2 separate regions of the Mus musculus genome follow, and region 1 is linked to region 2. A link is a loop called in an ENCODE intact Hi-C map of the cell type or tissue named here. Cell type or tissue: left cerebral cortex. All regions are shown on one strand. Links, peaks and the distances in the headings refer to the core of each region. The heading gives the core; the rest is flanking DNA. Region 1 holds the start of Hnrnpul1 (heterogeneous nuclear ribonucleoprotein U-like 1). Region 2 holds the start of Zfp94 (zinc finger protein 94).

Region 1 (11,547 bases), core at 2,178-10,177, 1.4 Mb after region 2:
TCATTTACATTTCCAATGCTATACCAAAAGTCCCCCTTGTCTAAACTTTTAATGAACAATAAATCCCTAATAGGCAGTGTAACTATGCTGCATTTTCCAGCTGTGTCTGGCTATGGAACCCCTTTCCAATGAGTGTTTACTGGAGCACTATTCTTCAGAACAGAGGGAGCACCACACTGAATTCAGAAAGCTCTTTTTCACTCCCACACTGTAAGACTCTAAGGCTAAAGCCTTAGCACCCAGGTCTAAACTCTCCAGGGTGCTAGCACTAACACCTAGAAGGGTAAGTGAAATCCAGACTGTGTTACTGTCTTCAAAACCAAACAGAACTGGGAGGGAAATGGAGGCAGAAGGACCAGGAATACAAAGCCAGTACCAGCTCCTTTTTGAGTTTAAGGCTAACTTGAACAACCTAGTAAGGATGCTATCTCAAAAATAAAACAAAACAAAAATAAAAACCTGAACTACAAACAGAATAAAACCTAAATCTCAACCTAAACAAACAAACCAACCTTGCCAGAAGGACAAAGGCCAGAAAAACTACCCAAGAGCGAGATGCAAGGTCTTACTTAGAAGAGAGCAAGCGTGGGAGCCTTCCTACCTGGGTGATATACTTGCTGCTGTGGCTCCATGTCTAGTGGTCTCCTATCATAGCTTGACTCATTTTCTTGCTTGATGACTGGTGTCTCGTAGAATTGGTTCTGTCTGGTAATATTGTCCATGACATCTTAAGATTTTAAAAAAGAAAAAAAAATCAGTTAGATGAATGCATTTGAAAGTACTTTTGTAACCAAGACATCGGCCTTCACTCAGATTGTCGGAAGTCCACCTTCAAATGGTAACCTATTTAGGTAGTAGGTGTCCCCAGCTTCCTAAGGCTATGTCCTCTGTGTCTCAAAAGTCTGCAAACAGATCCACAACTGAATACACTAAACTGACTGAGGAAGAAGTTCTACAGTTTAAAAGAGATAGTAGAGTCAAAGAAGTAAGTCTGGCTTGATTTCTGAGCAGTACATCCTTAGAGTAGCTTCTACTCTGGAGCTTAAACTTAAAGAAATGGAAGCTACTCTAAGGACGTACCAGGCACGTCACTGAGCTGTTAACACTAGTCTCTACTTTAAAGTATATTGCTTAGAGTTGACTTCAGGGCCCAGTCTTCAAAACCAGCTCTCTGAACAGTCCCATTCGTCTGTGACTTAAAACACTCCTGCCTGCCCCTGCTTTTTGATGTAGATTAAGTCTAGGGCCTCATGCATGCATCACTAGCACAGGCAACGCAGTATACAAAACCTCAGGATCATAATGGTGTCCAGGATTACTAAGAATAGGTCCCCAAATAGCTGGAGCTAGAACTGGTTAGGAAAAGTGTTCTATCAGATCAGGAAGTGATGAAGAGGGTTAACAGCAATAGTAACTACTTATGGAATGCATGTCATATACACATCAGACCTTGGGATGCACGTGAGTATTAACTTGCCCCACTAAAGCATCCAGTTTAGGAAGACAGACACTTACACTGTAAAATTATATATCACACTTTATGTGAAGCACCAAGAGATAAGAAAGATCCAGTAAGGAGCAGATAAGCCTCAACTCAAAGGATACATAGTCAAAGGCTCAGTGATGAGATCAGAGAATATTCCTGGGGAAGAATAATGTCTCATGTGAAAAGCCTAGAAGCAGAATTACAGTGGAAACAAAGAGAGAACGTTATGAACTTAGGACGGAGAGTATGTAGCTCTGCCCCTGGGGTAAGCATGCTGATGGGTACCTCCAGAGCCCTGCTAGAAGCTGTGCCAGAAGCAGCGAGGCAGAACCACAAGGAAAGAGACTATTGTGCCACTTGTTAACTGGATTCTTTCTCAGAGGACAAATACATCTGGGCACAAACCAGGTGCAGCCCAAAGGGAGGAAAGCAAGAAGTCATGTGGCTTGCTGTATATAGTATCTGTTTACCAAGAATGAAGGAAGTACTAGAGAAGGATACCTGAAAGAGGCGCTTAGATGATTTTGTTGGTGTTGGGGTGTGTGTGTGTGTGTGTGTGTGTGTGTGTGTGTGGAATGACGATGTCAAGGGACAGAGGATCTCCTTAACTGCAACACAAGGCCTCTTCACACTATTCTTCCTCCTCCAGTCTCAGGACAATGTCTTCCCCAGAAAACCTATGTTCTTTCACCTACTAGGGGATAGGCTGCCCTAGAGAGGATATGATGCTGGCTGGGGTCCTTTTCTACTCTCTACAACATTCCCCTAAAGACAGGCAACCTTGTATGAAGCCCTTGAAACACACGATCTCATGACTATCAACTCTAGGAGGACAGTCTTACCATTCCCATTTTACAAGGAGACCAGGCTCAGAGGGGCAATGATCTGCTGATTTCAAGAAGTCTACAGTTGGTTCTGAAGCATCCAACTCTCTTTCCCAGGACCCTTTTGCTAGAAGCAAGGTTAAGGGCAGCATCCTCTCGGCTCTTTCACAAGCCTTTCTTGCCAGGGTTTCTCAGCTCTGGATACATTCACAGGCCACTCCTCCCTTCTTAGCAGGGAATTGTCCATGGAAGACTTGCCAGCACAGGGTAATCCCTAACACTCTACATCTAGGGTGGCCCCTCTACAGGATCCAACTTCTTATGAACAATTGAGTAGCAATGCCAATCCCAAGACTCTTTTGAGGACTCATTTTTTCTCTCTTTTTACTGTTTAGTCCCAAACTCCACAGTGCCTTCTCAGAAAAACACTCTAAGTCTTGGACACCACTGTGTCTGGTTCCAAATTCCCTCTCATACCAGGGTCTCCTTTACTCAAAGGACTGCTCTTTGATGCCAATCCTAACTAGAGACACTTTGGGCAGATCAAGTTCCCCCATATTCCCTGAGCACCCCATCTCCCTGAGCATACAAGTAACTATTTCTGGGGACTCAGGAGCCCTCTCTTGGAAAGGAATACTCCCTCTGCTTCATCATGAGGCCCCCAGCCAAAGCAACAGGTTTTCTTTCTTTTTCATACCCTCCACACTTCCCTCCCCCACACCTGCTAGACTAGCCACATGATCCCTGGCACACACAAGGGTCCCACCAGAGTTACCAACTCATTCCCCACAACTCCTGTTTCAAAAACTACCCATAGTTAAGAATGCAAGGCCACTCAGCAGAAACCACAGAGTACTAACCTGAGTCCTTCCAATTCTAGGCCCTCTAGTTTCTTTGTCCATGAGAAGATTCTGTCCTTTCTTGTCACCATTTAGATCCCAAATCTCCTCTGGAAGCCAACTAGATAGCCTAGACCTCCCAGTACCAAACATACAAGTTGTACCTGCCCTCAAGGTTGACCCTGTAACCTCGAGGAAATGTAGGAGTTGGGGATAGGGGTTTCCAAATCTGCTGGTCTTTCATTACCTCCTAAAAGGCCACCTGGCACACACTGGAGAGTTCAGTCCATGTTTTGGGAGACTCTTCCCAGCCTTGGACACCCGTAGGTCCAAAGTGCCAGTCCACCCCCAGCACTAAGCAGATCTTATCCCATCCGTGAAGAAAATCAAAGATCTTCTACCCTTAAAATTCTCCCTGACCTGCACCCTAGGCCATTCTTCCGCTACCTGAAAATCCAGCTTTTGAGACTCAGCCCAAACGGTGGACTAGCATGGCTACCCCAAGCTGTCAGCTCACCGCTCGGCTAGAATCTCTCATTTTCCAAGACGCCGCCCCCCGACACCCCTTTCCCTAAAACGTCTAGTTCTTCCGACTTTTTCCAACTCAAAGCCACAAAACAGAACCCCAAAGCAGTTTCCAGTCTCCGAATCCCAGGATATAAAATCCTCCCCGCCCGCCCGCTAGGACCCTGGTCGCCTTAAAATAAAATCCATCCCCCTCCACACGGTTTTCCTTGCACCGAAGGCCAGGATCCGCCCTCAGGCTGCCCCGAGGCCCTGGCCGCAGATCCTTTACAACGGCAGGTGGCAGGATCCCTGGCTCCTCAGACCATCTCCTGGATCTCTGTGGAGTCGAGCTCCCGCGTCCCACAGCCCGTCCTCGGCCCGGACTCCAGGCTCCCCGGTCCCCCGCCCCGCGCACTCTCACAATGTCCGTCCGGCCCCGAGTAGCCGCCGGGCTCCGGGTGCGGCTGCAGCCCGGGCGGCGGTGGCTGCGCGGTCCCCTCCAGCTCGGAGCCCCCCTCGGTCTCGACCTCCTCGTTGTTGTGCCCAGGTAACCCCGGATCGTCGTCAGCCTCGAGCTCCCGTTCGTCTTCGGGCTCCTCGGCCTCTAGCGCCGCCAGCAGCCGCTCAGCAAGCTCGGCCTTCAGGCCGCGAGTGTCCAGGCCGCGGCGCTGCAGCTCCTCGCGAAGTTCGTTCACCTTCAGGCGACGCACATCCATGGCCCGGGCCCCCGGGGCGGCCCCCGAGCCTGGCCCGGCCTCCCAGGGCTCTGTCCCCCCTAAACCTTGCCTGTCAGGAGGCGAAGGGGGAAAAGGGGGGGCCACTCCAATGGCGGCGGCGGCTCAAGATGGCCGCCGCCGCCTCCTCCCCCTTGCCCGGACCGTACGATGTAAAACGAGTCTCAATTGGTCAGCGCATGGGGCAACGGGCGCGGGCCCGGGAACCAAGCCAATCACAGTGTGGCTTTCAAAAGAACGGTACTAGAGGGCTCAGGAGCTGCCTAAGAGGAAGCGTTAGCCTACGTTGAAGTCGCGGCCAGAGTGGAGGGCGGGAAAAGGCGAGAGGCGGAGCAAGCGCTGATTGGGTAGCGCTCGCGCGCCCGCTGCGGTACAGTCAAATGAAGGAAAGGGAGTAACGACTTGGAGCCATTAGCAGCCAGATCTCAGAACAACCGCCCAGTCTCTCCGCGCCGTGCTTCCCTCAGACTCTCTGTAAAACACATTCTAACTGGTCTTCATCTCACGCCCCCTCGCGGAGGCCAAGCGGGTAAAACCACCACAACCAATCAAATGCGGCGGGAAGAGGCCGGCCAACCCTCGTCTTTCCTGTTGCCTTTCGGGAACCGGAAGGAGATTAATTCACCGAGGCCCCGCCCCTTGCCGTTAGGGCGGTTTCAAAACAACCTGTTCGCCAATCGCAGTTACTGTTATATTTCACCACTGCCAGAGCTTGAGCGCTTTAGAAAAAGCGAACTAGATTGGCCATTCTTGAGAGGCTTGCCTCTCAAAGTTCTCCGTACAGCAGGGTATAATACGGAATGAAAATCAAGTGGATCTGTTACTCATCGTTTGTTAGAAACCCAGTTGCCTTTATGAGAAACAACAACAACAAAATTGGTCCTGGAGAGCGCTGAAGGGTTGAAAGCAGGGGCTAGGCTAACAACGGGAGAAAAGTTGTGTGGTAAATCGCACCCCTCCCTTTGATGCACAACCTCCCAGGGCGCTTTCTCTATGGTTGCTAGACAAGCCACTCTGCACGCAACCATAGAGCCTTCCCGCTCTGGGCATAGCTGCAGAAGTTCGCGGCTTTCCATCTCGAATCCATTAAACCGTTGTTGCTCAACCTCAATCTTGCTGTGTCTACTCTGACCAATTCGCACACGAGAATCCGTAATTACGACAGGTTGTGTTAATCCATACACCTGTCGCCCTTTGCTCAGAAGACAAAAACTTAGTGAAATAACACCGAGACGCACAACGCAAATGTGCACCGACATCTATAGCCTTAACTCCCAACAAAAGCCACAAACACTCTCTATTAGACACACGCAAACATCCCACAATAAATGAATAGGCGTGACAGGCCAAAAGCATCAATTCAGGATAAGACTTCAAACGGCAGTGTAGGTGTGGCACAAGCATGCAGCATCGTGCGACAAAGCTCAGCTAAGACAGTTCACGCTACAAGCTCACACCACAGCAACCTAGACACACAGCACCCACTCAGCAGCGGGACAGACACTCACGTGGGCCCGAGGTTCCAGTCCAGACACCCCGCCCCTCGCCCACGTCGGACTTCCTCTCTCCTCCCAGCTGACCACAATGATTTGTTTTTTGAAAGAAAAAAAAAAAAAAAAAACTTTGTGGCCCGGATTGAACTGTACCCAGTTCTCAGGAACCACCACCGGGGGGCGACCGGGCGCCGCATAGGGTTCTTGAAATGGTAGTAGTCACAGACTAGGAAAAAGTGAAGACTCGGATCTTTGTCCATCTGTGGTTCGAGGTGTTCTGGTCCATCTTTCCTCAACAATCTGAATGTTTGCCTATGTGAGAATCTTTTGTACTAGTCTGGGCATGTTAGTTTATTTTCTTCTTTATTAAGACAGTCTCATGTAGCCCAGGCTGGCCTGCATCTCTCTGTGAAATCAAGGTCAACCTTGAAGTCTTGATCTTTCTGCTTATACCTCTCAAGCGCCGGGATTATGTGCACCATGTTGGATTCTTGAGTGTGTGTAATGCTTGTTCTGTGTCTGTTACTAAAGGTTCTTCCTATTGCTGGTGAGTACCTGCCTGCTGATGTTTGCAGATTTACAAGTGTGGGTTTATATGTTTCTGTTACTGTGAGTGCATAACTGGGCCTTTGCATTTGTGGCTAGGTTTGCCTGAGCATGTGCACTAATTCACATGTCTGTTACTTTGGAATGTTTGTGTAAGACCCTGTCGGGGATCGCTCTCTCCCTCCATCCCTCTCTCTCTCTCTCTGTCTGGCTCGCTCTCTCTGTCTGGCTCTCTCTCTCTGTCTCTCTCTCTCTCTCTCTCTCTCTCTCTCTGACAGAGAGGGAGTATTCCTCAGGGCTTTCTGAGAGTCTGACTTTCCTTGGTTGTATATATTTGTCTATGTGCATGGTTCATGTCTACTCTCACTAATGAAAACATTCCCATGTGTCCCTCAAACTCTTCTTATTCTTTTTATTGAGGTCAGGGTCCCTCTAGGTAAGCCACGATGGCCTGCAACTAACTTTCCATCCTCTTGCCGCTCAGGTGTTGGGATTACAGGAGCCTTTCTTCTCACAGTGGGGAAACCGAATCTCTAGGGAGAGGGGACGTAGCACAGTTGAATGGACACAAGAGACAGAATAGTGACTGACAAAAGTTTTATGTGATCTGAGCCTCTCTGGAGGCACCAGAGTCCACACTTCAGAACAGGCATAGGGGACTGGCTCAAGGGGCAACATGGCCCCAAATGAGGGGAGATGACCCATCCCTTGGAGGAAAGCAGGCATTCCCAGTGCATCGCACAGGCTTAAGGTGGGGTGTACCCCACACAAGGAGAGGAGGAGCATAGGTGCTTAAGGAGGGAAAGGACTTAGGATGGCTACAAGCGCCCACCCTTGGAGTCGTACCTAATACTCTAGACTGTGGACCTTTAGAATCTCAGACACTCAAAACATTGGCTCCATAGTGCTTAGAGATTTAAGATCTTTAGACATATGTATTCTTGGGCATTTAATTATGTGCTAGAAAGGCAAAAAGCAGCATAGAACCTAGAGGTGTCCAGCATTAGAAGTGGTTAGAACTTTGGTGTCTCATTAGTCCTCGTTAACTGGAGCCTCTTGTGACTTAGATGCTGAGGACCCACAGCATCCTACAGGGCCTGAGACGAAGATCAGGCCAACATTAGAGTTTTAGAGTTTAATAATCTGGAATCCTGGGAGCAGATGACGTGGAAGCTTAGGAATCTAGAACCTTGGACTAAACTTTAGATTATCACCACATCATAGCTTAGAAACTCCATCTGGAGACTCTTAAAGCTTTGGAATTTCAGAGTCTAGAATCATATTTCCTTGAGATACAGGATTTTTATATAAAAGAATCTATGGTCATAAGGCTTCAGAATCTGTAGTTGACCATCACTGGGGTCTTAGAAATTAAAAAAAATAAAAGTTTGAAACATTATGATCTGGAGTATTCCAACATGAGCCCTAAACTGTTAAACTGGAGAAGCAGTATGCCTTAGAACCTTCATGCCTAGAATCTTTAGAATTTAAAAATCTACAATCTTCCACTGACAGGACCCCTGGCTCCAGAAAAATAAAGTCTAGAAGCCTTAGGTCCTGGAATCTCAGAGTCGTGCAACCTAAAACCATGGGAGCATTGCCACGAATTATAGAGCCAGAAAAATCTAGAGCCATAGAATCTCAGAGCCTTCGAGCAGTGGGCCTGTCTATAGCAACAGCGCTGCAGACCTAGAAACAAGCATCTCGGTCCAAAGACTCATCATCTTTGAGAACTTTGAACTCTAAACTCAAACCTTAAAATCTAGAACGCTGGGATGGAAGATGTGAGACGATCCCTTGAAACTGTTATGGATAGGGTGCATAAGGCATGGACTGCATCTGAGAAGGGAGGGAAGGCCATTCTGCATCTGGGGAGAAGGCCTGGAGTGACGGAGTGGGGGGGTGAGCTTTCCCCCAGTGGCAGTGCCTAGCTTGGGTCCTGAGAGGATGTCCCAGGTGGAAGATTGTCTCAGGCTCCGTCCTCCTGCCCTGGAGGTGCTGGGCAGCCTCTGTCAGCAGACAGAGTGGGTCCTGGGGCTGTAGAAGGACAAAGGACATAGCGTCCAGCTGAGTGGACGTCAGCTGCAGTGAGACAGCTACAGGAATCCTTAGGATCAGGTTGGGTTGGGGGGTCAGCTCCTCCAGCAGCCCCACGGGGTTCAAGGTGGCTTCCGCCCTCATCCATGTTGACATAGAGGATTTCATCTGGCTCCTGAGCAGGGGGCAGAGCCTTCAGTGTGTTCTCCAAGTCTTCCCGGAGCTCCGCAAAACTTGGCCGGTCTCGAGGGTTCAGTTCCCAGCACCGAGACATCAGGGCATACCTAATGAGGGAGAGCAAAGGGGGCAGACTGAGCAGGGGCTCAGAGGGTAGCATGCTAGAAGTTAAGGGGAGGATTTAGGGCATTCGGGTGAGAATGAGAACCTGGGAGCTAGAGAGAGCCTCAGCAACTTAGGGATGCCTACAGAGATTTGAGAATTGCAAAGTTTCTGAGGTGGGCCAGAAGCTCAGGAACTAGGAAGGATCATAGAAAACCTCTCTGAGTCCTGGGTGGTTTTTAATGGGAGTTTGCTAGGGCAGAGCTTCCCAGTGTGGCCACACAGAACAGACTCTTGTACCAAGGCCTGGCCTTGATGCTGTTTACCAAGCACATTGGGGAGGGGGCGAGGCACACCTATGGAATGAACTAGAAGTCATATGATTTTCCTATGTCCTTGCGTTCTTTGACACGCCACCGTTCAAAAGCTGAGGCTAAGTCCCCTCCTGAGTGTAGGGATTTGCTTCTAGCTTAGCAGAAGACATGGCGCACGTGTGACGTCTAAGACTAGGTCATAAAAGGCAGCGCAGCTACCTCTTGCACATTCTCTCGGATCATCTTGTAAGGAAGCTCAAGTCGCCCCATGAAGAGGTCTCATCTGTTTATTTGTTTATGTCATCATATAGCCCTGGCTGTCCTGGAACTCGCTCTGTAGATGAGCTTGATCTCAAACTCAAGAGATCTGCCTGCCTCTGCCTCTGCCTCTGCCTCTGCCTCTGCCTCTGCCTCTGCCTCTGCCTCTGCCTCTGCCTCTGCCTCTGCCTCCCGGATGCTGGGAATAAAGGTGGGTGCCATCATCCCCAGAATGAGCTTGCCACTTTGAAGTCAGCTTTCCAGCCTCAGCGTTCACATGCATCCCCAGCTGCTGCCTTGATAACCTTGTGACAGACCTGCAGCAGAACCACCCTACTGGGCTACTCTCAGGCTGATCTTCAGGCACCATGAAACAAAGGTTGGGTTTAAATGATTAGATTTTTGGAGTGTAGCAGCTCATACAGCAGCAAATAATATGCCCTCCCCGAAGACTTCAATTTTCTCATTGGCAAGAATGGGGCTAACCACGGTGCCTGTCTACTAACGGTGACTGTGGGATCAAATGAGTCAATACAAGTGGAACACTGTATCACTGCCTTCCAGGAAGTTCAGTAAAAGATTAGCTATTAATCTCATCCTCTTCGGCCCGAGGAGCGCCCAAAGGAAGCGTGGGGGATCTGAATCCCCCCACCTGACCCAAGCAACACCCTCTTCTTAACCTTAAAGTATGGGCTAAAAACCACGCCTTTCTCTACACTCTGTGATGCCGCAAAGGTTTCCTGCTAGCGACTCAGGGATCTAAGTCTGGAGAAGGTCAATGAAGCAGAGTGGGGGTTTCTGCACAGGACCCTGGGTGTTGAGGCACATGGGAGGTAAGGGACCATGGGAGGTAGGGGTCCCAAGGCCAGGGCTACCCAGGAAGGTTGTATGCAGTTGATCATCGCTTAAGAATACCTGGCTGAGGTGGGACGGGGTTGACCCAGCTTGCCTTCCACACAGCCAACAGAGAGGAAAAAGGTTCCTTTAGCAATCTCCCACCCCACTGGCATTCTCAGAGCACTGGTGAGGGGCAAATGGGTTTCTTAATATTCTGAGGGGTTCCATGCACATTGAGTCAGAACTTGAGATGTTGTTGGGGGCTCAGTGTGTGTAATTGAGGGTTGGATTAAATTCTGAGGTGGGGTTAAGGAGAGTTTTAAAGGTCCTCACAGGCCGTCCAGACAGTCCACAGGCTGTTTCAGCCGATTTCCTTGACGCAGGTAGTCGTAAATCTCACTGTTCTCCACCCCTGGATAGGGAGTTTGGCCTCGGGTGGCGATCTCCCACATTGTCACACCGAAGGACCACTGTCGGAGTAGAGGAAGCGGGGTGAGAGGATCTCTCCTACACAAGGACACCTCCAACATGAGTTAAGACAAGCACTCAACACTTACGTGGACATTTGTCGACAGCGGCATCTATGGGTGTATCACAGTATGCACAGGGAGATTTTGACACAGGTACACGTACACACACACCCACACACACACACCCAGTAACTGACTTTGTAGGATGCAGAGGTATGCACACCTGTGTACACATTTGCATGATGTCACATGTCACCCTTCATGCCCACATTGTTGTACACATCCTATGGCATACTTGGTCACCACTGCTTCCTGAGTACCCATGCTGTTACCACGCAACCATAAGCCTATTTATGTCCTAGCCCTGCTCACATATTATTCATATATTCTCCAAACATGTCCTGGCCTCACAGACAACTTTGCAAGGATGCCCACAGGTCCCTGTGAGCCCTTCAGCTTCTTAGGCCTTGTCGCCCATGCTGTCATGATTACTTGCTCCTGGCCAGGGCACACATACCACATCGCTCTTGCTGGTGTAGACCCGATCTGCCAGACTCTCAATAGCAATCCACTTGACTGGCATCTTGGCAATGCGCCCTTGGCGGTAGTAATCCCCGTTGTAGATCTTCTTGGAGAGCCCGAAGTCTGCCACACACACGGACATGTTCTCATTCAGCCTGCCCCGGTTGGGAAAAGCAGTAAGGTCAGGACATGGCTCATCTCCACCAGGAAGCCTGCTGGGTCCACCTCCTGCCTGACCCCAGAGTCCTGCTGAGGGTGGAGCTCTGACTCCGAAACCCTTACCCCAGTCCCAGAGGGAAATGCTTTGCTTCTAGTTCCTGCTACAGTGAGTCTGGACAAAAGGGCTTCCAAAAGCTTTCTCAGCTTTGGCTTTTTATCAATCTTGAGATCTTTTCGAAACT
Region 2 (11,547 bases), core at 1,752-9,751:
TCTATCTATCTATCTATCTATTTAGACAGGGTCTCATAGCTTAGGCTAGCTCAAACTTGCTGTGTAGCCAAGGATGACCTGCACTTCTCTAATCTTCCTGCCTCCATTTCCTCAGTGCTGGGGTCACAAGGATGTGGTGTCAAGACTGGAGTATGTGGTGCTGGGAACTGAACCTGGGGCCTCTTGCGTGCAAGGCAAGCACTCTACCGGTTAAGCTATGTCCCTAGTCCCATGTTTGTTTCTCTTTGGTACTCTGCCTACCTTTCTCCTAAGTGTTGGTTCTGCACTGCTGGGGACCAAAGCCAGTGCGCTGAACAATCGAGGCAAGTGTTCTGCCTAAGCTAATTGTCGGCCCCGTACTTCCATTCCTTAGCATCCGTATGGTAAATATTCTCCCGCTCTTTCTTCTCTAACTTTGTGTATAGCAGAGAGTCCCAACCTGGACGATGGCGTCATGGGCTTTTCTCGTCTGTGCCTGTTCACCCAATCATATGTAGTAGCAGTAATAGTAGTTAGTATTTTGCTATTGTTTTTTTAAGACAGGGTTTCTCTTTGACAGTCCTGGAACTCACTATGTAAACCAGGCTGGCCTTGAACTCACACACATCCACTTGCCTCTGCTTTCCAGGTGCTGGGATTAAAAATGCTCAGCATTTTTATTATTTTTTAAAATCTTTACTATTTTTCACTACCTGTATGTGTGTGTGGCTGTGTATCTATATGTGAGTGCTAGTGTCCTGAGAGGCCACAAGAGGGTGACAGCTTCCCTGGAGCTGGAGTGACAGGCTGGTCACTGATCAGGTAGGTTGAGCCACCTGATGTAGGTGTTGGGATCCAAACGTGGGTCCTCTGGAAGCGTAGTGGATGCTCTGAAGCATCAGCCATCTCCAGAGCCCTTGTTTTTATTGCTTCATTCATCCAATTATAAAGTGATAAAAATAATGAAAACAGGGGTGGTTAACATCTGGCACCCAAGAATTTCTCAAATGTGAACAATTCTCCTTAATACTTCCTAAGAAGCAAGGAGAGAAGTAGAACCTTTGAGCTGTGGTTCTCAACCTGTGGGACGCGAGCCCTCTGGGGGTTGAACAACCCTTTCACAGTGGTCACATACCAGATATCCTGTATACCAGACATTTACACTACAGTTCATAGCAGTGGCAAAATATTACTTATGAAGCAGTAATGGAAGTAACTTTATGGTTTGGGGTTACCACAACATTAGGAGCTGTATTAAAAGGAAGATTGAGAGCCACTGGCTCTGAAAAAAGAGATGAGAATTTAAGGCCAGTGAGATAGCTCAGGGGTGAAGGTGCTTGCCACAAAGCCTTGTAAACTGAGGGTGGAGGGGAGAGATTCACATGGTGTCCTCTGAGCTCCACATGCACGCCAGGCTGTGGCATAAGTGTGCCTCTAGACAGCCACATCCACTCAACAAGTGAGCCAGCAAACGGAAGAGAGACCAACAGCCCAACTCACCTTGACCTTGGTCATTGTCCTCCTGGGGGATGGCTGGGTCTTAAGAAGGCACAGTGAAAGAAGTGGAAAGAAAAAAACCATGAGAGCCCGGCCAGGGTATGAGCAGCGCAGTGGCTGCCTTCAGTAGATGGCCACTGTGTTCCTTCCTCAGGGAGGCTGACTCAAACACCATGCACCCCAGCAGCTGCCAGCACCTGGCCAAGAGCGACCTGCCCAGCTACACACACAACCGTTGTGCTTCCAGCAGTCACCCTTCTCTTGTCTCTGAATCTGCCTTTCACCCTGGGACAGTAGAAAATGGTGCTCACGTCAGCACTCTAAAAAGCAGGCTGCGTGGGTGGCCAGCTTCCAAAGACATAAGGTCTGCAAACCCGTCCAGCTAAGAGGAGAGCCATGAAAGACTACCCGTAGATACAGAGAAAACGGAATAAAGTCTCTGCCTCTGTGAGATGCAGGTAATCACATCATTATAATCAATGTAATTAGAATTAACAGACTACAGGAGTTATCACTGCTGGACAGAAACAAGAGCTTGGTAGGATGTCACACACCTGCAATTCTAGCATTCAGGAGCGACTGAAGCAGGAGGATTGCTTTCAGTTCAAGTTGGCCTGGATCACACAGTGAGACCCTATCTCAAAAGTCATTATAAGGGCTAGAAATGTGCTAGTGTTTGGCACACCGGGACCCGAGTAGCACATGCATGCTAGCACACTGCCCCACGAAGGTTCCTCACACATCCCTGCAAAGGAGAAGCTACTGTGTGGCCTCGGTCCCAACACCTAAGCTGCTGTGAGCATCCTTGGCTATAAAAAGGACAGAGATAGAACGTCGGTCCCAAGATTATGATGGGAAGCAAATGAGCATGCGCAGGCAACTCCCTCGGTGAGGTACCTGGTGTTTTAGGGCATTCTTACCAACAAAGATGGCAGCTGTTGCACCCACGCGCAGGTGAAAGCAGAGGCAGGTGGGGTTCCTGAACCCAGCCTCACCCCAGAGCCAACATCCCAAGCCTTGTCTCTCTGCTGCTTCTAAAGACAAAAAGAGATGGACAGGAGTCACAGAGAGAAGCGGGCACTGGTGAAAGGGGTGAGAGGCAGATATAGGAGCGGAGAAAGGTCAGAGTTAAAGGAAACACTTGGAGGAAACCTACACTGGGTACCGGGCCCCAGCACTCTGAGGAAACCTACACTGGGTACCGGGCCCCAGCACTCTGAGGAAACCTACACTGGGTACCAGGGCCCAGCACTCTGAGGAAACCTACACTGGGTACCAGGGCCCAGCACTCTTATCTGAAGGCATCAAGACAAGTCACTGTCCCAAACCAGCCATCACCTTGACTACAGACGGACAGACCATCACCCCCCTAAGATAGGAAGTTAGCTCTGATAAGAGAAGGGCCACCCTCTAACTAATCAGGCGTCCCCCTAGGCAATGCCAGCAATTAACTATGTATCAAGCCACTTTTATGGATCTGGGTCAAAAAAAGGACAGGGAGACCCAGCAAGGTTGCTGTGTTATGCACACATTTGCTCCAATGCTTCTCCTATTCATTATGTCTATTTAGAATGTGCACGCAGGACATGGGGGGGGGGGGAGGTCTCCTGCAGCAGGAGCTGGCTCCTCTCACCACGTCCATTCTGGGGGTGGAACACAGGCCATCAAGCCCAGCAGCAAGGACCCTACATCTCCCGCATCCTGCAGGCCCGCTCCCCTATTTAAACCTAAAGTTCTGGTCAGTACCACAGAGTCGGAGCGGGAGCTCACTGGACCCCTTCCTTTGTAAGTCCCAATGCAGCCACTGTAGTTCCATCACCTTTCTCTTAGCCATGTCTTGTCTCTGGTCGGATTAGGATAGGTGACCGAGCCAAAGCTACTAGGGTTCCCTAAGGACTCTGGCTCTAAAACTCTGATTACAATTCCAGGCGGTTCTGTGCCTTAGTGAGAATATATCCAAGAGTTATATGGATCTGGGCTGTACAAGTTCCAACCCAACCTTTAAACATTGACTTATCTACCCTGACTCAAGCTCTTCATTGTAGAGGGGGAAAAAAAAAACAGTTGTTTTTAAAAAGGTCTTAGACCTTGAAGAAATCACTGAAGGAAAAAGTGATTGCTTTTTGTTACCTATAAGAGTTGTTTTTCGCCGGGCAGTGGTAGCACACGCCTTTAATCCCAGCACTTGGGAGGCAGAGGCAGATGGATCTCAGAGTTAGAGGTTAGCCTGGTCTACAGAATGAGTTCCAGGACAGCCAGGGCTACACAGAGAAACCCTGTCTCAAAAACAAACAAACAGAACAAAACAAACAAACAAAACTGAGTTGTTTTTCTGAAGGAACTTTACAGCTTTTGTACGACTTTGGTCACAGGACAGTCCTGGCAACCCGGGAGCATCTTGCATTACTGAGTTTTGCAAACAGTGCACAGTAAGGACTGAGACCGCCGGGGTGAGGAGCCCCTTCAGGAAACACGGAGAGCAGATCCAGCAATTGGTGTGAGGAACTTATTTTACTCTAAAAGTAACTGTGTGTGACAGTCAATAAATAAATACGCCTCTGCGTGGCTGTCTGACGTTCAGTCGTCAGGGGCTGGACCTCCCTGCTGCCACCGGCGAGGCCTTATCTCGTCCTGGAGTGACCCTCTTTCTTTGATTGTCCCTCATGACCCTGACACCAAGACTTCATCATTAAAATAAGAAAAACATGCTAGACGTGGTGACATACATCTTTAATCCCATCATCGGGACTGACATGAAGGAGAGAAGAGTGACTCCCTGAGTTTGAAGCCAGCCTGGTCCACAGAGGGAATTCCAGGACAGCCAGGGCTACATGGGGAGACTCCACCTCAAAACAACAACAACAACAACAATGCCAGGCCACACTCACCAGGAGCCTTGCTGAAGGAGTCAGGACCTCACCTTCCACTCAGTCCTTGTTGAGAGATCAGGCTGTGGAAGGAGAGAAGCCATGAAATAGGAAGGCCATTCCTGACAAAGCAGTTGAACTGTCCCCTCCTGCCCACCAAGCTGGAGACAATCTTCTCCTTCCTAAAAGGTGTCCAGGGCTAACCATTATTGGTGGGGACAGAAAGAAGGTCCGGAGGGACCTCCTGCTGCCCCCAGTGAGAGGCTGGACAGCTGGAAAGATATTAGTACTCACAAGAAGAGATTATGATCTCCTGAAAAGAATGGTCCAAAGCTTTCGTGTCTGCTCTAACAGAGAAGACCCAAAAGCTAATGAGAGGGCCAAGTGTGGAGGCCCAGGCCTTTAACCCAGAATTCAGGAGGCAGAGGCTGGAGGATCTCTGTGGGTTTGAAGCCAGCCTGATTAACAGCAAATTTTAGGACAGCCAGGGTTACACGGAAAAACTATCTCAGGGGGAAATAAAAACAAAAGGTAAAGAGCCCACGTGATAATAGATCTCCAGGGAGAGGTACTTGTCACCAAGTGATGGCCTGAGTTCAGTCTCTAGGACTGACTCTTCCTGAGAGGTCTCCTCCATCCTGCACATGCTCAGTGTTGCATGTGAGTATGCACGCGTGTACACACACACAAATTGTCATTGTGAAAACAAATTATTAAAGAAAAGCAGGAGAACCTGAATTTGAATCCCAGCACTCATGTACAAAGCATTCAGAAGCATATATGTATCAACACATGCATGTAATGGTACACATATATGACCCATACAAAAAGTCTTAGAAAGAAAAAGCGAGAATAAAACAGACTTGTATTTTAAAAGGCTACGCCTTAACAGGAGGAAATACACTTGGCTTGATGCACCTAGATATGCTTGGTCAACAGACCACCACTTCCTCCTTCCTCCCCTGAATCTGTAATGGGGGTAGGGTTAGAGGTAAGGGGCTACACTTGATCAAACCATCTTTTTTTTCCTTTTTTGTTTTTTGGGTTTTTTTGGCTTTTTGTTTTGTTTTGTTTTTCAAGACAGGGTTTCTCTGTGCAGCCCTGGCTGTCCTGGAACTCACTCTGTAGACCAGGCTGGCCTCGAACTCAGAAATCCATCTGCCTCTGCCTCCCAAGTGCTGGGATTACAGGTGTGTGCCACCACTGCCCGGCTGATCAAACCATCTTGGGAGCATGCTGAGCAGGGAGCTGTGTTGTTTGGACCATCAGCTTTCAGGCTATGACTAGTTTTGAATTTTATGCGGCAACAGTCTTGATCTGAGTTACTCTATCTTGGATAAAAGTGCCAAGAAGAAATCCATGTCTTGTTTACACAGTCATAGCCAGGCGACTCAATTGTGCTATTAAAAGATATCGACTAGCCTTTAGTCCCAGCACTCAGGTAGATCTCTGTGAGTTCAAAGCCAGCCTGGTAACATAAAACATAAGCGCACCAACCATATCACGTTACTTCTTCACCAAGGGACCGGTATGTGGCAGGCACACTGCTCAGTAGCCTGGTCACATGCCAGGAGCCAAGTCCAGTTCCAATGATCCATCCTGTGATAATAAACTCACGAGTGTGTATAACTGTGTGCCAGGTGACTCGTGGTCTGAAATTTATCATTAGCTATGTTAAGCTTGGAATAAAAGAACCTGTGATTAATGGCCAACCACCAGGAGAAATCGAGATTCCTTGGCAAATTGCAGCCAACGAAACTGACACAGCTTATGACTTTCTTGTCGTTCAGCAAAATCTGACATCGTGGAAAGCCATAGACGTGTCCGTTTATCCTTCTACATGACAGGCTCTCGACAAATCTCCACCCATCCCGATTCTCTGCAGTGTAGGTGTGAGTCCTAGAACCTTCAGGGCAGGGTGACACTAGCTACATCAATGCCTCAAACAACACTATCAACATGGCCCTCGCACCCCAATTCCAGACAGCAGTGAAGGAAGGTGTGAGGGCTCACACCTGTCATCGCAACACACCGGATGCTGAGGCAGGAGGCTGACTGAGCCACGCGCTGAGACCCTATCAGTGCGATGATATCTGTGGGATGGAGGGAGGCTCATTGGGCGCCCTGCGCTTCCCTTTCGCCAGCCTGGAGCCGACTCCCCTACGGCCGCCCGCCGCCAACCCTGCAAACCTCCAGATCCAGGCATCAGTCGAGGAAGGTGTGGGAGAGAGGAGACTCAAGGGAGGACAAGGGGAGCGGATGCTAACAGAAACCACCTGGGAAACACTTCCCAGAATGCTTCGCATCAGCCCGCACAACAGAAGCACGCGCAATGCTCCGAGAATTTGAACTACGCTTCCCAGAATGCTCGGCGTCCGCCGGCCTTCACAGACGCACGCGCAATGCGCAGAGACCCTGGACGACACTTCCCAGAAATCTCCGCGTCAGCTCTCCCGGGTGCCTGCGTGTTTGTGGAACAGTTGAACTACATTTCCGGTAGTGAATGCGGAGAGGCGGATCTTACACTCGTTTCTCCTAGTATATAGCCTCTCTGGAGTGTGTGTGTGTGCGCCACGCAGGTACTTCCCTAGCCCTCTGCGGAACTTTTTATTTAATCTGCGAGACACTGGTGCGCACTGTACAATCCATACTGAATTTACGATGGTCCTCCTGCCTCAGTCTTGCACACTCTCAAATGCTGGGCTAACGTGTGTGCCATGACACCATGCTGCCTCTGAACTTGACACGTCCCACGTGGAAAATTTTTCACCCTGGAAAATTAAGAGTCCTTACCTCATAGGCGGTAATTTGGCCCTACCGTTGTCCTTATATACCTGAGTATATAATATATACTTCTGTGTTTCTCAAAGAAACCAAAATTCTCTCTACACATCACAGCCACACAATCCACTTAACCTCCTGCTAGGCTGCTTCTTCAATGTAACCACAGGTACATTGATAATTCATACTCTCCTCCCTGCCCCTCCAGTTTTCTCCCCACTTCCTTCTATCTTCCACATCAATCTAGATCAATCCACAGGAGAAACAAGTTTTGGTTTGCTTGGTTTTTTTTGTTTGTTTGTTTGTTTGTTTTGTTTTGTTTTGTTTATTTTTCAGAGATTTATTTCTTTTTTTATTTATGTGAGTACAAATAAAGTACAATTAAAAAAAAAGCTAGCTTCAGACACACACTAGAAGAGGGCATCCGATCCCATTACAGATGGTTGTGAGCCACCATGTGGTTGCTGGGAATTGAACTCAGGACCTCTGGCAGTCAGTGCTCTTAACTGCTGAACCATCTCTCAGCCCTGTCTGTCTGTCTGTCTGTCTGTCTGTCTGTTTGTTTGTTTGTTTGTTTGTTTGTTTTTAATTATCCCAAAGGACCACTAGCAAAAGTTTTTTTCATCCAAACAAAATCTCGGCGTATGTGTGTGGCACAGCGGAGATGCTGTAACAGGTATACATAGTAGCAAGGAAAAAGACTAGTTTTTACATGATATGATTGTTGTGACAATTTTGGAGTTTTGGTTTCTTTGAAAAACAGAAATACTATAGGAATGTTTTGATTTTAGCCCCAGGTGAGGAATATGAGGCTGCTTCAGACGGTCCACAGCAGCTGGGATTTGCCTCCTGCTCTAGCAGAGGCGTGATTTTGCCAGCTGCAGGTGGTTTCTGTGCGTGTGTGATGTTTAGAATTCGGGGGACTTTTCAGAGAGGGGTGGGTGTAGGTTGGCTTTTGGTGGCTGTTCAGTGGGGTTGTTGGCAGTTTGTTAGCTGTTGGTCTTTGACTGCTGTTGGTCAAAGTTTGTTAAGTGGTCCTGTGCAAAGAAGAAACAGCAAGACGAATGGCAGAGATCAAAGTTGCCCCCAAGAAATGTGATGCCCTTAATCAGCAGGAAGTAGTCTATCAATAACATCACCCCCTTTCTGACCCCCCCCACCTTATTTAGGGATCACTTTCCTCTCCTTTTTCCTCTCTTATCTAGTGTTACAGGGTTGCAAGGGTGGAGAAGGCTGGAAGAAAGAACCCACAGAGTAGTAGCAAAAGACAGCCGGGGTGCCCCCACAGGCTCATCAGGGAAACTCAGAGTTTTCTGGCAGGACCAGTTCCTGGCTTTAAAGCAGAACCCAATAAGAGCAGCACCTGTTATTTTCATGTGGCCACTTCAGGGGAGCCCCAGGATTGCAATTTTGAGGGAGTGACTTTTAGGCATAACTATCCCTTCCAGACACGTACCCAACAGCAGCACCTAAAGCGCCAATCTTCATCCTCCTAGTTGGAGTCGGGGAGACTATGTTTGGATATTTTGAAAGATAAGCGGGCCCTGGCACTACAGATGTGCAGTTCTGCAGTCAATCCAGGCTTTCTTAAGGACTACTAATCCAGGTGATCCCTTAGCAAATGACATAGCCGAGCCTTGGAAGGAGCCACAAAGCCCAAGCCATAGAAACAGCGAGAGCAAGGACTAGGTTATATGCTATGAATAATATTTAACTTGATCAGACCATCAAGTGTACATCACTTTTGTTCTGCAAAACTTCTTCCTTTTGTTGTTTACATTGACACAGTCTTAGAAACATTACAGATTAAAAGCCCAGGAGCCTTCATCTTTGGTGATTACATGCACTTTAGCAAATCTGTCTTGTCCTGGTGCACTGCTGCAAAGCATGAGCAGAGAGGCTGGAAGTAGCATCCGGGTTCCTGTGAGATGCTGAGAGCAGTGACTCTGCTTGGACTCGTTTCCCCATCGTAGTTTAAGTGCAAGGCACTGAGAAGAAAGGAAGTAGGTTCGCTGCCAGGGCTATGCATGTTTTTACTTTATTTGAGGCGGGGAGGTAATTTTATCTGTTCTGTTGGCTCCTTCCTCCTTTCCCCCCTCCCTCCTCTTAGGAGATCTAATCGCAGTGATTAAACACAGCTAACCAGCTTGTTTAGACTATGTTCTGTAGGCAAGTCTAACTTTAGACACTGTAGATGGACAAGCCTGATTGACTTTTGTGCATGATGGCACACCGAAGTCCTGTCCACAACACAGGTTCTGCACGCAAAATTATTCAGATATTTTCTGTAGGGTTGGGAAATGTACATAGACACCTAATTCATATGCCTTGTAAGCTTCTAGAATACTTCCAAGGACATTTTAACAGAAAACCAAACAGAGCTGGAGAGATGGTTCAGCGGTTAAGAGCACTGACTGCTCTGCCAGAGGTCCTGAATTCAATTCCCAGCAACCACATGGTGGCTCACAACCATCTGTAATGGGATCCGATGCACTCTTCGAGTGTGTGTCTGAAGACAGCTGGAGTGTACTCATATAAATAAAAAAAATAAATCTCTAAATAATAAAATTTTTTAAAAAAACAAGCAAAACAAAACTTGTCCCTCCTGTGGATTGATCTAGATTGATGTGGAAGATCTAGAAGGAAGTGGGGAGAAAAAGTGGAGGGGCAGGGAGGAGGAGAGTATAAATTATCAATGTACCTGTGGTTTTGAAGAAGCCCAGCAGGAGGGCTAAAGTGGTTGGATTGTGTGGCTGTGATGTGTAGAGAGAATTTTGGTTTCTTTGAGAAACACAGAAGTATATATTATATACTCAGGTATATAAGGAAAAAGGTAGGTCCAAATTACCGCCTATGAGGTAAGGACTCTTAATTTTCCAGGGTAGAAAATTTGTGGTGAACTTGAAGAACTGAATTTTGACTGGAATGTTTACTGACTTCCTCATCTTCACAATGCACATCATCTAGTTTCAGCAGAAAGCCCGTTTCTCCAGTGTTTACCATGCAGGCTTGAGCCTTGGTTCACTCCCTGCTAACCTGCTGCCAGATTTGTGAGCAGAAAAGCGCCTCATGTGACAGGTGCCTCAATCCCACTTCCTCAAGAGACTCCATCTCCTCAGGATTCTTGTCTCCTAGAAGCACAAAGAGAATTCAGAGAGAGAGAGGTAGGGCGTGTGAATGCTCTGTTGGCTGATGTTGGAGCTATACAGTTAAGACCACACCCTAAGGCTTCACTGAACCAGAGAATGAATGGCTCCCTTCCTTTAACACTGAGTATCCTGTCATCTCACTGACAAACCCAGAAGCCAAGCTCAGCGCTGCAAGCTCCCATACTTACATTAATGAGAGCAGTTTTGAGTTCTTCTACAAAGCATCACAAGTGAGTGACACTGCAGTATGTATGTTCATCACACACAGAAATAAATGTTTATTTTTAAAATTAAAGTTGGAAAGAAAGAAAATATTGATCTATGGCCTACACACACACACACACACACACACACACACACACGCATGCACTCTCTCATACACCTGTGTATATATCCACAAGGAACCATCCAGATGTAGAGGAATAGTATGATATGTCGTGATAATCTTTTTGTACACCATGTGAAGCTGTGTCTTGGTGTTCCTCGCCTGTCTAAGACATCTGCTAACTGGTTTAATATCTAATGGCCAATAGCTAGTCAGGAGAGGATAGGCAGGACTTCTGGGCAGAGATGGGAATTCTGGGAAAGAGTCAGGTAGCGGGGGGGGGGGGGATTCACCAGTCAGACCCAGAAGATGTCAAATGTACAATACTGAAGAGAGGTATCAAGCCACATGGCTGCATTTAGATAAATATAAGTAGGTTAATTTCAGTTACACGAGCTAGTTGGGAACGAGTAAGCTAAGGCATAGAATTTCATAGTTAACATGTCTCCGTGTCATTACCTGGGAAGCTGGCAGGCCTAGGCAGTCCAGCGGTGATGATGTGACTAAGCTTCATGGGAGCCAGTGCATGTGGAGACTGCTGCCAAGAGTGGGGTGGACCAGAGTGCTACACAGCCCTGGCCAACCCCAGCCCCAAAGGCATGCACAGGTTAAGAAGCAAGATAGACCAGCCACTGCAGTGTTCTCACCTGTAGATTCCCTGCTCCAGCTCACCACTGTCAACATCCAAAACACGTCTTCTCTCTTGAGCCTGAGCAAACCATCTGGAGTCCCGGTCTGATGCCCTGTGAAGAATATATTTTAAATTAACACGCCCCAGAGACAAGCATTCCACTGTGTTCTCTTCATCAAATCTTGTCTTTCCCTAACTGATAATTTAATTCAGAGGAAGACAGACATCTTTTGAAAAGACCCAAAATATGCATAGACTTTGGTATACTTTGACAGACATCTATTTTCATTACCTCCTCTCCCTTGTCTCTCAAACTTC

The links. A loop is a pair of places that touch in the nucleus more often than their neighbours do. Peaks named below come from ENCODE experiments on the same cell type or tissue, not always from the same donor. Only the 100,000 strongest peaks of a DNase experiment are listed, where the experiment ranks them.
Region 1: it touches region 2 in a loop (3-fold over the local background); 3 of 42 quality-filtered maps call a loop at or near these places.

Annotation. Positions count from the first base shown.
Region 1 is chr7:25,750,264-25,761,810 of GRCm38, forward strand. Hnrnpul1 (heterogeneous nuclear ribonucleoprotein U-like 1) reads right to left here and starts at 4,496. Exons shown (of 15, transcript NM_144922.3): 1 at 4,078-4,496; 2 at 602-727. The coding sequence starts at 4,372. It overlaps Axl (AXL receptor tyrosine kinase), which reads right to left. Exons shown (of 20, transcript NM_009465.4): 18 at 11,142-11,301; 19 at 10,488-10,624; 20 at 6,237-8,750. The coding sequence ends at 8,399. In left cerebral cortex, for the core only: CTCF peaks have their summits at 4,313, 4,914 and 6,049 (motif pointing right); DNase peaks (open chromatin) are centred at 3,652, 4,075, 4,707, 4,952 and 2 more places; H3K4me3 peaks cover 3,464 bases; H3K27ac peaks cover 2,396 bases.
Region 2 is chr7:24,309,986-24,321,532 of GRCm38, forward strand. Zfp94 (zinc finger protein 94) reads right to left here and starts at 6,681. Exons shown (of 6, transcript NM_001199321.1): 1 at 6,534-6,681; 2 at 4,365-4,426; 3 at 2,397-2,510; 4 at 1,480-1,518. The coding sequence starts at 1,494. It also overlaps the pseudogene Gm44513. In left cerebral cortex, for the core only: no CTCF peak of the experiment used is centred there; DNase peaks (open chromatin) are centred at 6,296 and 6,739; H3K4me3 peaks cover 1,597 bases; H3K27ac peaks cover 988 bases.